2 separate regions of the Homo sapiens genome follow, and region 1 is linked to region 2. Evidence: chromatin loops called from intact Hi-C (ENCODE). Cell type or tissue: tibial artery. All regions are shown on one strand. Region 1 overlaps SEL1L2 (SEL1L2 adaptor subunit of SYVN1 ubiquitin ligase). Region 2 overlaps SEL1L2 (SEL1L2 adaptor subunit of SYVN1 ubiquitin ligase).

Region 1 (2,500 bases), 67 kb before region 2:
CTAGAGCAGAGAACCAGCAGACTCCCAGCAGCCAAGATTCTTGTCCTGGCTCTCTCATTAGTTCTTTTGTGACTTGGGCCATTTAGGCACTTTATTTGCAAAAGTGAAGGCTTTCCTTAGATGGTCTTTAAGTTATCTTCCAGCTCTAACACTGGAGCCTTTAGAAGCAGTGCCATGTAGCGATTAAGAGCAAAAGCTCTGGAGGCAAATTGCTTGAATTTGAATTCCAGCTCCACAACTGTGTGATCCTGGGCAAGATGTCCAACCACAACATTGGCTTAGTTTGCTCATCACAGTGGATACACTGTGGGATACCCGGTAGATGTTGAGAGGGTCAAATGAGTTGAGAGGGTCAAATGAGTTAAAACATACGAAATGAGTTAAAACATACGAAGACTTAATATACATTAGCCATGACTATTTTTCTTATTCTAGAAACTTGGGAAATCTGGTAGATCCCAAGCCAAGGACTTGGAATGAACTAGAAGAACAAGGCCATCTTAGGCAACCTCAACCCCCCAAGATAGTACAAAACAGGTGCTCCTGCTGGGCCACCGTGGAAAATGCCAGTGACCCCTTGACCGGATGTGACCTCCTTGATGATGTGGTCTGCTGCTGCCCTGGCTCCTCCTCTGACATGAAGGACTTGGTGGGGATACTCAGGTATGTTCATATCTCCTGGTATTTGTCTTGGCCACTTCCTCTCTCACTCCCCACAGAGATTGTTACAAACTTTCATGGCTTTCTAAGACCTCCTAGCCAACCACTCTACCTTTGCTCACAGAAGTCAACTTTGTACCTACTAGATCATTGAAGAAAACTTCATATTGTCTTTCCTCACTCACCTCTCTCCCCATCCCATTCCCCCATACTTAGATTCGCATCATCCTTTCCACCCTCTCTCCAGTCTTTGAGGGTAAGCAATCCTGTCTATCTATCACGGTTAAAGAGGCTTCCACTGATCTGTGCCTAATCAGGTGCTAATACCACCAATGTTTTTCAGAATCTCTTTCCATCAATTATAATTATGCTCAGGTCTCTTCATCTTAAAAGTAACTCCCTCTGGGTCCTAGTCCCCCTGATGCTGAGTTCCTTCTCTTTCCTTCCCTTTAAGGGCATGCTGCTTGCAAGAATACTTTTATTTCTCAACTTCCTGATCTTCCGTTCATGCCGTTGGCATGCGGCTTCCACCCCAAGCAGTCCAATGACCTCACCCACAGTCTCTGTATTGCCAAGTCTCATACATATTTCATTCTTTCTTACTTTTTTTTTTTTTTTTTGAGATGGAGTCTCACTCTGTTGCCCATGTTGGAATGCAGTGGCGTGATCTAGGCTCACTGCAACCTCCACCTCCTGGGTTCAAGCAATTTGATTCTGCCTCAGCCTCCCGAGTAGCTGGGACTACAGGCAGCCGCCACCATGCCAGGCTAATTTTTGTATTTTTAGTAGACACGGGGTTTCACCATATTGGCCAGGCTGGTCTCGAATTCGTGATCCGCCCGCCTCGGCCTCCCAAAGTGCTAGGATTACAGGCGTGAGCCACCACGCCCGGCCTCTTACTTGTTTTTTAAACCAGGTTTCTCACTGCATTTCACAGGGGTGCCCATTCATTTACTCTTCCTTGAAAGTTCTTCCCTTGGCTCCATTAAGATCTTTTTTTTTTTTTGTTCCCTATTCCGCTGAGCTTGGCTTTCCATTCTTCTCAGTGATGTACTTCCCCTGCCTACCCTTCAATACAGCACGGAGGATCACTAGTTATCTACCATGGCCCACTGCTCTTTCCTCTCACCCTCTTGCTCCTTTCCTTTTGCAACCTCAACTACTCTTAACTAATAGCTGCGTGCTGATGCCTCTCGAACCTTCTCTGTAAGTTTGACCTTTCTCGTGAGTGTCGTACTTGCTTCTGGGGATGTGCACGGGATATCGCTAGCACCTCCAACTTAACCTTGTCAAAGATAAGCTTCCTGACTCTGCACCTCCTTGTCCCCCCTCCCAACCAGTGTCCTTTTCTTTAGGCTTTTTCAAATTCTTATTTAATTTGTTGCCTAAATGTTCTGTCTAAACCACTCACACCAAACCTTTGATGTTTGTTATAAAAGAAGCAGACTTAATAATGCATATGTCATTCTAAATAAAGCAGCTGTATTTGTGGCACTTACAGTAGTACATGAAGCCTAACTGGAACTGTGCGTCGGGCCACCCTTTTTCCGCAGCTTTCTGAAAGTATTTAAGTGCTTCGGCATAATTCTGCAAGATAATTACACTCTATTACTCAAAGGCACAAGTAAAACTCCATGGAAACAATTGCCTTCCACTTCTTAAAAAGAGTATAGACAGTGCCCTATGTGATTTAGGGTAATTAAAATAGTATCAGAAACATTATATATTTTATTTCATTATTATATTAGACTCTATTAGGAAATAATGCCTCATTTTCATCATAATTATGTCTTTTTCTACATTGACAGTAAGTTTTGTTAGATATTGGGGGAAGGTCACT
Region 2 (2,500 bases):
GGTGATTTGTGAGATTTTGGTGCACCCATCACCCGAGCAGTATACACGGAACCCAATTTGTAGCCTTTTATTCCTCATCCTCTTCCTACCCTTTCCCCCCAATTCCCCAAAGTCCATTGTATCATTCTTATGGCTTTGCATCCTCATAGCTTAGCTCCCACTTATAAGTGAGAACATCCAATGTTTGCTTTTCAATTTCTGAATTACTTCACTTAAAATAATATTATCCAGTCCCATCCAAGTTGCTTTGAATGCCATTAACTCATTCCTTTTTATGACTGAGTAGTATTCCATATATATATATTCCATATATATATATTCCATATATATATATTCCATATATATATATTCCATATATATATATTCCATATATATATATTCCATATATATATATTCCATATATATATTCCATATATATATATTCCATATATATATATTCCATATATATATATGTCACAGTTTCTTTATCTGCTCGTAGATTGATGGGCATTTGGGCTGGTTCTGTATTTTTGCAATTGTGAATTCTGCTGCTATAAGCCTGTGTGCAAGTATCTTTTTTGTATAATGACTTCTTTTCCTCTGAGTAGATACCCAGTAGTGGGGTTGCTGAATCAAATGGTAGTTCTACTTTTAGTTGTTTAAGGAATCTTCACACTGTTTTCCACACTGGTTGTTTTAGTTTACATTCACATAGCAGTGTAGAAGTGTTCCCTTTTCACCACATCCATGCCAACATCTGTTTTTTTTTATTTTTTGATTATGGCCATTCTTGTAGGAGTAAGCTGGTATCACATTGTGGTTTTGGTTTGCATTTCCTGCTTTCAGCCACCTTCTATTAGCCCCACCTAATTGCAAGGTGGCCGAGAAACATAATCTATTTAGGTATCTGGAAGAAGAGAACATGGATTTTGATAAGCATCCTGCACTCTCTAGTATAGTGGAATTATCATATGTTATTGCCATTTAACTTTAACTTTTCAGTTCAACAATAACTAGCATCTAAGTTGAGGAGGCAGTACAAGTTTGGCAAATGCCTGTGACTGTCTGATGTTTCTACTGGCTTCTTTACAGAGGTCAGTGTTTCTTGACTTTGGGTTTCTCTCTCATCCTGAACAACAGCAGAACACAGTCAGCGAGACCAAGTATTAGGGAGCCTTGGAAGACAGAGAGGCTTTCTCTGACTCTCCAAGGCATCCAGAGATTAAATAATTTAATAACAAGCATTTTTGGAGCATTGCTCTCAGTCCCTGCTCTCAGAGCCAGGGATACAGCCAAACCAACCAACCAAACAAACAAAGTCTCTGCCCTCTTGCAGCTGATTTTCTGCCAGGGAAGATAACAGTCAACTGATAAAAGGAGTTGTTTTTAAAAAGGGTAAGGGGAGGGAAGTGATAAAAGTTAGTGTTATTTGATACAGGGTGGAGAAGTTCTATGATTACATTTGAGTAGACCCCTGTGGGAATGGAGGGAGTTAGCCACGCAAATAAACCTCAGGAAGGGAGTTCTGACAGAGGCAATGGCAAACGCAAAGGCGCTGAAACAGGAACACACAGGTGTGCAAGGAAGACAGGGTAACTGGAGCAGAGTGAGTGGGGTGGGGAGAGGGGGAAATAATGAGGCAGAGAGGCAGCGCTGGGGCCAGGTTCAGGATTGGGAGTTGTGTTCTGTGTGAATGGGAGCCCTATGGAGGGTTCTGAGCAGAGGAGTGATATTAACTGAATTAAATTTCAGAAGTATCATTCTGGCTCATGTGTGGAGAATATGATATCGTAGAGATGGAGTGGGGAAAAGAGGCCAACTGAAATAGGCCACTTGAGAATTGATGGTGACAGTGAAGAAAGAAGATGGTAGAGGGGGAAATGGTGATAGTGGTTGTGGTTTGTTTCTGGAGATATTCCGGAAACATTGCTGACAAGATTTTCTGTTGAAGGGCTTATCATGTGAATTTTAGTTTTTAAACAGCAAATGCAATAAAAGCATGTTTGTAAAACTCTCCTGGGCCCATCTATAGACTAGCTATAGCTCTTCATCGGAGAAAGAAGCTGTGTTTTGATAGTCTCTGACATCTTCACTTGCCCTCTGCCTCTTCACTTCCCTGTATCTTGAAGCTCTGAAATAGCCTTTGCCAAAATTATGACAGCGAGAAAATTATGACATTGAAAGAGATCTGACCTAACCAGCTCCATCTTACTTTTAACCTCCAAACTGCCTTTGGTCATTCCTGGGTGTGAGCTAAGCTAACTTTGGGAGAAATGATAATAGCCCTTCCCAAAAACTAAACCACCTTTGTAAAACTAATGAAAGCCCACCAGGTTAGGAGGATGACAGGGGCCCAAATTCTGCTAAGATGTAGGCATAGTTCAATGATAACCAGCCACAATTCTAGAGGTCACAAGATTTACAACTTCCCCAATGACTCCTGTAAATAACGTCACTATTTTAGAACATAAGATTGGCCTTTTGAGATGTCTTTTGAGGCCCACCTGTACCAGTGACTCCT

The links. Hi-C counts contacts between places; a loop is a spot of excess contacts. Peaks named below come from ENCODE experiments on the same cell type or tissue, not always from the same donor. Only the 100,000 strongest peaks of a DNase experiment are listed, where the experiment ranks them.
Region 1: a loop joins it to region 2, with 2.0 times the contacts of the local background. A loop is called at or near these places in 3 of 110 quality-filtered maps.

Annotation. Positions count from the first base shown.
Region 1 is chr20:13,867,344-13,869,843 of GRCh38, forward strand. It overlaps SEL1L2 (SEL1L2 adaptor subunit of SYVN1 ubiquitin ligase), which reads right to left. Exons shown (of 20, transcript NM_025229.2): 14 at 2,160-2,247. Among named protein-coding and RNA genes, the nearest start is that of NDUFAF5, 84 kb to the left of the region's middle. In tibial artery, no CTCF peak of the experiment used is centred here; a DNase peak (open chromatin) is centred at 1,216; H3K27ac peaks cover 2,500 bases.
Region 2 is chr20:13,934,037-13,936,536 of GRCh38, forward strand. The region is part of intron 2 of SEL1L2 (SEL1L2 adaptor subunit of SYVN1 ubiquitin ligase); the gene reads right to left. Among named protein-coding and RNA genes, the nearest start is that of SEL1L2, 55 kb to the right of the region's middle. In tibial artery, no CTCF peak of the experiment used is centred here; no DNase peak of the experiment used is centred here; H3K27ac peaks cover 2,039 bases.